Linked DNA regions of Mus musculus: region 2 is linked to region 1. The links are chromatin contacts, found by Hi-C or POLR2A ChIA-PET in ENCODE. All regions are on one chromosome and are shown on one strand. The core of a region is the stretch at or near the end of the contact, and the rest is flanking DNA. Distances in the headings are between cores, read along the strand shown. Region 1 holds the start of Abhd17a (abhydrolase domain containing 17A). Region 2 overlaps Gng7 (guanine nucleotide binding protein (G protein), gamma 7).

Evidence for each region. Hi-C counts contacts between places; a loop is a spot of excess contacts on that map. ChIA-PET counts read pairs that join two places held with the same protein, here RNA polymerase II (POLR2A).
Region 2: a map of T-helper 2 cell shows a loop between it and region 1 (2.4-fold over the local background). The contact joins the enhancer-like site here to the promoter of Abhd17a in region 1. A Hi-C loop is called at or near these places in 1 of 37 maps with a recorded cell type or tissue (T-helper 2 cell). POLR2A ChIA-PET finds 5 or more read pairs at or near these places in 1 of 5 experiments (embryonic stem cell).

Annotation. Positions count from the first base shown.
Region 1 is chr10:80,588,505-80,592,943 of GRCm38, forward strand. Abhd17a (abhydrolase domain containing 17A) reads right to left here and starts at 1,837. Exons shown (of 5, transcript NM_145421.2): 1 at 1,671-1,837.
Region 2 is chr10:80,953,996-80,958,434 of GRCm38, forward strand. The region is part of intron 2 of Gng7 (guanine nucleotide binding protein (G protein), gamma 7); the gene reads right to left. It also overlaps the pseudogene Gm3828. Among named protein-coding and RNA genes, the nearest start is that of Gadd45b, 26 kb to the left of the region's middle. Within about 2 kb of position 1,842, at least 2 of the 3 ENCODE cell types and tissues checked have a DNase peak (open chromatin) inside an H3K27ac peak, as active enhancers do.

The DNA of each region.
Region 1 (4,439 bases), core at 587-3,086:
GAATGACCCCGCTCCAAATATCCACAAGGTCAATGTTTAGAGACACTGGCTTTATAATCAAGGCCTCCTCATTTAACACCCCTTAGACACAGAGGGCTTGGAAGGACCTGTGGTCCAGTGAGAAAGAACACCTGACCAAGCTGGAGACAAAGTGAACCAAGGCCAGGAAAGGGAGTGCTGTCCCTCACACTCCCCTCCGGGTCACTCCCATCATCTTTAAGCCTGCTGGTTCCATCAACCACCACCTGAACCTTTCCCCAACTGCACTCTAACCTTACGAAGGTCCATCTCAGCCGCCGCTATCATTCCGTGTCAAAGGCTTGGCCCTCGCTACTTTGACACTTTCTGCAGCACACACCTATTGAGTGACCTCCCTTCTAGAGTTGTCCTTCCTCCTCCTAGTCACAGACCTCATGCCTAGCCACACATCTTATCAGGTGTGTAATTTCTGGGGTCTCAACCTGCAGTATGTTTTCTAGACAAGTCAAGCAAGGGGAGGCCTCAGTTTCCTGCCTGTGGCTGTCCCTACGTATGCCAGTATCCTGAGTCTGCCATATGGGGAGGAACTCTCAGTCATGATTCCAGATACTTCTACAGTTAACTAGTTCTCCATCCTGCATGGGGCAGGACCTGGAAGACCCACTTCCACTCAACAACCATGTGCAGGGCAGCCAGAGAAAATAAAGCTGTGGAAGAAAGACATTAAAGACATAAGCCTCTGGGACCTGCCAGTGTTATATGGAGAGGACAGACAGCATGTGGGACCTCATGTCACAGATGGGGCCACTGGGTACTGTAAGCCGGGATTATTCACTCACTGCCACAAAGCCCAAGCATTGTGATCACAGACATAAAACCAGGCCCTGGTGTTACAAGCAACCAAGCTACTGTAAGGGCTCTAGGATGACCTACATATGACTGTCTGCTCTGGCATGCCTCACCGGGCCAGTCATAGTAGGGAGGCAACCCTCTAGGAGCTGAAGAGTTCAAAGAATGTAGGGTTGAGGGAGGTGGCTCAGCAGGTAAAGGCACTTGCTACCAAGTTTGAAAATCCGATTTGGATCAGGGGACCAGCATGGTAGGAGAGGACTGACTTCAGGAAGCTGTCCTCTGCGTGGGCGCACACACGTGAAAAAAAGGAAATAGCTCAGTGACAGAGGACCGCAGAGGTAAACCCGGGCAGCAGGAGAGGATTCGAAAAACTGCAAGGGCTCCCAGGGGAGCAGGGTCTGCTCAAGCTGCACCCTCAGCAAGAGGGTGCTTCAGCAAGAGGGCTTCATCGTGGGGGTGATGAGGAACCATAAAGGAGTCCTGGGCTGCAGAAAGGAAGCCTGCAGTGGGCCCCCGCTGGCAGGAAGACGCCAGGTGAGTGGCAAAGGTGGCCGGTGAATGTCAGCAGACAGATGTAGACAGAGAGGGTGTGGGACAGTGGCCTGGGTCTGCGGCTGGCCCGGGCGTTTCTTGGGGACACAGCCGTGTCCTGAGGAGGTTAAGCGACTGCTCCAGGATCGCTGCACTGGGACATGGGGATGCCAGGGACACGGTGGGTGCGCTGGTCTCACAGCCATCCCCGGAGAGCGCAGGGAGGTCTCGGACGCAGGGCCCCCGCTCGATTCGGCCCCACACCATAAACCGCCGCAGCCCGCGCGCGCCCGCCCGCCTGCACTCACCGCCGCCCGCGCCCGCCGGCCCGGGGGCCGCACTCCATGGCTCCCGGCCGCCCGCCCGTGCGTCCGTCTGTCTGTCCCCCGGGGACCCCGACCCAGCCTCCTGCACCGCCACCACCGCAGCTCCGCCGCGGGCGGAAGTGAGCTTGACCTAACACCGCCCCCGGAAGTGATGCGAGGCGAATGCGCAAGCGAGGAGGCCTCTGGCTGTTTATGGGGGCGGAGCAAAGCGACCGCGAAGCGGATTGGGTAGGTTGTTGTGAGGGCGGTACATGTGCTGGAGGTGGGGCCATGAGAAGGAGGAGTCGGATTTCTGGGCGGGGCTCAAGATGGAAGGCGGGACTTGGTTATGCGGGCGGGGCTTTATATGGGGGCGGGGCCTCAATAGAAGTGAAGGTGAATGGTCTGAAGAAGCTTGGCTGGCGACAAGGTGCCCGGTGAAGAGCGGTCTGGGGGCGGGGCCTGGAATAAAGGCGGAACCGAATGGTCTGGGGGCAGGACCTGGATAGGGTGTGACTTTGACCGGAGTAGGGCTGCGTTCAGAGGATGGGATTTGCATTCCCAGTTGATTGGTTAAATTATCCTTGCCTTCCCCCTCCACCCCATCTGCTCATCCCCTCCGTGAATTCCTGGAAGAGGCAATAAAATGAGTTTCTCTCAGGATCTCAAGACAGGAGCTGGAGAGGTGTTCACCCTTTAAGAACACTACACATCCCAGGACCCACAAGGTGGTTCTCAACCACCTGTAACTCCATTTCCAGGAGAATCTACTCCCATTTCAGGCTTCTTCAGATACCCGACAGACACATAGGCAAAACACCTTTACAACCCAATTTTTTTTATTTTATGTTTATTTATTTATTATATGTAAGTACACTGTAACTGTGTTCAGATACTCCAGAAGAGGGCGTCAGATCTCGTTGTGGATGGTTGTGAGCCACAATATGGTTGCTGGGATTTGAACTCAGAACCTTCGGAAGAGCAGTCGATGCTCTTACCCGCTGAATCATCTCACCAGCACCCTACAACCCAATTTTATTTGTCTGTGTATTTACATTACTGCGCCATGGAGCGCCTGTGGAGGTCAGAAAACAGTTTGTGGGAATCCTCTCTGTTCTACCGAGTGAGTCCCTGAGATTAAACTCAGGTTTTCTGGCAAGAGTCTTTTACCCACTGAGCCATCTCACTGGCCCTCGTTTTGAGTTGAGTGTAGGGGGCAGAGGGTGTTCTTTATCTGTTTATTTTATATGTATGTGTGCTTTGCACTCATGTGTGTGCACAACAAATGTACCCAGGGAGGGGGTGTCAAATTCCCAAGAACTAGAGTTATGGGCAGTTGGGTTGCTGGTGAGCCACTACATGGGTTCTGGGAACCAAACCCAGGTTCTTCACAAAAGCAGTAAATGTTCTTTGTTTCTTGTAGTCTTTCTCTTTGTATCCTTGGTTGTCCTGGAACTCATTCTAGTCCAGGGACTTGAACTCAGAGATCTGCCTACCTCTACCAAATGCTGGGATTAAAGGCATGCACCTTGAATTGCACCCACCTACTGTACATGCTCTCAACCATTGAGCCATTCCTCCAGCATCCCCGACTAGGTTTTTTGTTTTTTTGTATTTTTGGGGTTTTTTTTTGGGGGGGGGGGTTCAAGACAGGGTTTCTCTGTATAGCCCTGGCTGTCCTGGAACTCACTCTGTAGACCAGGCTGGCCTCGAACTCAGAAATCTGCCTGCCTCTGCCTCCCAAGTGCTGGGATTAAAGGCGTGTGCCACCACCGCCCGGCTCCCCGTCTAGTTTTTTAAGACAGGACCTCATGCTATATAGATCAGGCCAGTCTGGAACTCATTGTGTAGTTCTGTTGTAGCCTTCAAATTACTGATGCTAACTCTGTACAGTTAATTGTCCTGCTTCTTGGAAGCCTCACCAAAGAAGACTGCACTGTTGTGTACAGACGGTTTGCCTCTGCGTCCCCGTCCCCCGTCCCCCACCCCCCCCACCCGCGCTGCAAAAGCTCCCATCTTCCCGCCCTTCCGAGCCAGCTGTGTAGGCAGCTGGTTTCTGTGCTGCATTCCCTCCCTGGCCGCTCTGAGGAAACCCAGCCTGGCATTAGAATGGCACTGCTCATAAACCCCCCCCCCCCTTAATGAAAACACCCCGAGGAGCCATATGCTAACTTGAGACAGCCTCCCTGCCTCTGCGTCACAAAAACTAGCTCTCCCTCTGATAAATGAGTGAACTATTCAGATACCTGTCCTTGGGACCTTAACAAACTCAGCCCAGTGGCACATACACCTTTCATCCCAGCACTTGGGAGGTAGAGGCAGGCAGATTTCTAAATTCGAGGCCAGCCTGGTCTACAGAGTGAGTTTCAAGACAGCCAGGACTGCACAGAGAAACTTTGTCTCGAAAATCAAAACAGGAAAGAAAGGAAAGAAAAAAGAAACAAAACAAAAAAGTAACAAATTCAAGATTAAGGGTCCAGGTTTAAATCATATAGAAAAGTTAATCGGAGGTCACAGACAGTTATGGCTGGACATAAAAAAATTAGTTCCGGGTGCTCAGTGGGTAAGAGTACCCGACTGCTCTTCCGAAGGTCCAGAGTTCAAATCCCAGCAACCACATGGTGGCTCACAACCATCCGTAGCGAGATCTGACTCCCTCTTCTGGAGTGTCTGAAGACAGCTACAGTGTACTTACATATAATAAATAAATAAATCTAAAAAAAATTTTTAAAAAAATTAGTTCCTGATAACCCCACAAAAGACACTCCTTAA
Region 2 (4,439 bases), core at 592-3,091, 370 kb after region 1:
CTGTCCTGGAACTCTCGGCCCTTCTCCTGCCTCAGCTTGGCATAAGCCACCACATCTAGTTTAACAATGTTCCTAGTTAGTTTCCTTTTCCTTTTCCTTTTTCTTTTTCTTTTTTCTTTTTTTAAGATTTATTTATTATTTATTATATGTAAGTCCACTGTAGCTGTCTTCAGACACTCCAGAAGAAGGAGTCAGATCTCGTTACGGATGGTTGTGAGCCACCATGTGGTTGCTGGGATTTGAACTCCGGACCTTCGGAAGAGCAGTCGGGTGCTCTTACCTGCTGAGCCATCTCACCAGCCCCTCCTTTTTCTTTTTTACCTGAACCATTCAGTCACCTTTTATCAGACACTAGTTCTCAGTCAGGGTATGAAGGTTTGGCCAGATGAACTCTTCCTGGATCAGAGCGGGGTAGGGGCTTTGCTCAGCCATGCGGTGCCCTCCATAGTGACCCCTCTTCAGTGGTTCCTGTGTCACCGCTCATGTTTGAGTTCCTTGTAAGAAATGCAGTAGCTGAAAACCACACAGGCTGCCAGTACCATGTTAATCCCCGAGACAGACGCTGCCTTTCCGAACTCGTAATACCGGTCATACCCTCTCCGAAAGGCTCCTGCAGCGCCACTGGGGTGAAATCCCGTATCGATAGCCAGCTTGGCAGCTCTCCAGGTTTAACCTCCATGAGCCACTTCTCCTTCAATGGCATGAGCGACGCCATCTTGAAGTCCTGGTGTCCACAGAAATCCAGCTGTTTGAGAAGGCTGCTGGGAAGGGTGGATGCACTCCTGTCCCCTAATCAGTTTTCAATTAATGATCATAACAAAAAAATCCTTCAGCCTGCCTGGCTCTCTGGTGTGTGGGCTGACATCCAGCTCCCCTCCTGGGGACAGAGAAGCCGGGCCTCAGCATGGGATGCAGAGAAATCACTCATCAGGGCTTCCAGGCAGGACATGGAAACCGCATGGACTTCAGCCCGAGATTTCTCCTGAGCTAAATATAGCTGGGTAGAGAGAACACAGACCAGGCCGAGTGTGTGTGTGTGTGTGTGTGTGTGTGTGTGTGTGTCCACTAAAGATGCATCCGAGTGCAGGCATGTGTGCAGAGATCAGCATACACAGATACAAGTGGGAGTGTGTCAGAGTCTATCTTCAGGTATGTGCTGTGTGTGAGGATGTCTTCAGACAGGCACAGGGCACGGGCATTTCTGTGATCATGTGTGTGTGGCTGTGTGCATGCCAAGTCAGGGCTTTACTCTACTCAGGAGCCACACCTCCATCCTTGGCCAGTATTTAATCATGTACACACACACACACACCCACACACACCCCTCTGCATATCATCACTATGGACATGGCTGCATTTGTCCACATATGTGTCTGGACATGTTTCTGTTTTCCATGATTTTCCTGGTGGGCAGTTTTGGCTTTTCATTGTGTCTGCTGACCCCAAGCTGTGATTCTGCAGAGAACTGTGTCACCAGCCAGTCCCTGACTCACGTCCAAGCCATGCCCCCTCATCACCCCCCCCACACACACACACACACATACAGGTAGTAAGGGAATCAACTGTAGCTAAAACCCTGAGATGTGAGTCAGCTAGGCTCATTCCTCACAGGCAGCTCACCATGAGGCTCAACACGTGGCCACCCTGGGGGAAAGGCTTGTGGGTGGAGTGGGGCCTGTAGAGCTCCCGGCCGTGTCCACGGGAACCACAGCGCAGTCTCTCCGGGCAGCACAGGAGAACTCAGGAATTACCTGTGGTGACTTGGGGAGAAGGCCTCTCAGAGAAGCCCTTGCTCTTGGAGAAGCTCTGAGCATCCTGCAGGAGTTGTAAGCCAGGACTGGGGTTTAGCTCCCCATGTGGCGAGAGGTATAATTACACCTCCCGTGTGCTGGGGAGGATGAAAATGGCCACCCCAGAACAAAGCATGGAGGAGACAGCGATAGAAGTAACATAGAACTCAGACACGCAGAGAATGTGAAGAAATTCACAAAGTTACCAGGATGCTATGCCTGGTGCCTGCCTCCGCCACTCCAGACAGGAGCTCCCCTGTGATGGCCATACAAATCTTGGGGTGCCTGAGGGGACCAGGCATTCTCTTTTTGATTCCACAGATCTCAAGAGACCCTGCAACCCGGTCACCAGCCAAACTAAAGCCATGGAACCCCACATGCCAAGAGGGGAGGGATCTGGGGTCCTCTGGGTGGATGATTTGGGGGTCTAGTGCAGCAGAGGCATCAGGCAGCTGTACCTAGGCTCTGTGGATGGTTCTGGATGGTTCTCTATGCAGCTGAGCAGTGTTCACAGCTTTATATAGCCTATCCCAACTACACTGGTGAGGCAGAGGCCAGCCTGGTCTACAAGGCAAGTTCTAGGGTAACCATGACTACACAATGAGGCCCTGTCTCAAAATCCCTAAATAAATAAGTAAATGATGGGGTGCTCACTGGCCACAGGAAGAGTGAACCAAGGAGACCAGGAGAGACTGGCCGGGGCCGTTCACACAGGATGCTCTTAAGGCAGACACGGAGGTGCATCGCTTTACCCGAGTACTCAGGAGGTGGAGGTTGAAGGATCAAGAATTCAAGCTTATCCTTGACTACATTGTGAGTTCAAGGCCAGCCTTAGCAACATGAGACCACATCAAAAACAAAACACCACTACCACAACCACTAGCAAAAGCCAATAAGACACCGGAGAAAGGGGAGGGTGCACAACGGCCTTTGTGCTGGTTTGTGCTTGGGTTGGTTTTGGTTTCGAGAAAGGGTTTCTTTGTGCTGCCCTGGAACTCACTCTGAAGACCAGGCTGGCCTCAAATTCACAGAGATCCACTTGCCTCTGCCTCCTGAGTGCTGGGGTTAAAGGTGTGCCCCACCATGGCCCACTGAGCGTTACCCTTTTGGACTCTGTTTGATGACAAGGTTTCTATTAATGGTGAAAACCTTTTAGGTTCACAGTGGACAGTTTTAGAAGGACACGTGGCCACGTCACCAGCCACAGGACAGGGGCCATTTCTGTCGCCCTTGCTACTGCACTGCCCTGTGTTATGGCAGTGACCTCAGTGACCTTGGATTCAGCTTTCGTTTCCTTGTAGGTTGAAAGTCCTGGAATCTCACACTACCTAGGTTCTGGCCTCATTATCCCAGCATGACACTGCTGCTGCGATTCACACACTCACACACTTCGCTTTTTCTCATGAGTAAGCAACAGGACATCAAAGACAGAAGGCACAGGCCAGAGACTCAGCAGCCAATGGTGCCCTGCCCAAGCCTGAGAACTCAAGTCCCTGGGACCCACAGAGTGGACAGTGAGGATAGATTTCCTGAAGTTATCTGAGCTCTGTACATATACTGTGGCACATACACACATACATATACACATATGCATATACATATACACAGACATACACGCATATACATGCATACAACATATAACAATATATACATACATATATGTGCACACATATACACACATATACATACATACACACACATATGTATATATGCACACACATATACATACACATATATACACACATATACATAATACTCATACATATATACATATGTATACCTACACACACTCACATATATATATACACATGTACTCACACAGACACAGACACACATATATACATATACACATATATATACATACATAAACACACTTATACACATATCCACATATACATATACACACACAAACATATATAAACACACCATCTCTTTAGCTCCTGCTCTGCTGTTTTGTGAGTCTCACGTCACCTGGGCTGTTCTCATCATGCGCATGTAGCTGAGGAAGACCAGCTCCCCTAGCCTCCACTATGCAGTACCAGATTGACTGGAGTGTGCTTGTTGGAAGGTTTTACTTTGGCAGGTACAAATTCACAGGCCTGGGTGTGTGGACAACAGCCAACTATGACCTACAGCACCGTGACCCCCTGCCCACTGCCCTTCACCTCGCCTGGGCCATTGATCATGGTAACATGGACCAAGAGGGCAGCGGGGTGCAGGGGTCCCTCCAGTGCAGAGCATGCTGGCCTGACTCCCGAGCACCACCTGCTGTTGCCTGGGGCAAACTCTGGGTTTGGAGGACTCCCAGGTAAGAGAAACCCTGTGACCCCAACAACCCTGTAGGTGAAGAGGAGGTTCACAAGGTGAACTCTGGTGACTTCACAGCACCAAGAGCTTGATGGGTCAGAGCCACCTCCAACCAAGTCATTGTCCTCACCAGAGACCTTCTGTAACAGTGCCTGCAGCTCAACTGACACAGCTTGCTCATAGTCTAGTTGGTAAGGTGCTTGTAGCTCAGCCAATACAGTACTTGTAGCCCAGTGAGTAAGGTGCTTGCAGCTCAGTTGGTAGAGTGCTTGTCAAGCACACAGGAGGCCCATCAGATCACCCCATAAGCAAGGTAGAGCATACCCAGCAGAAGATTAGGAG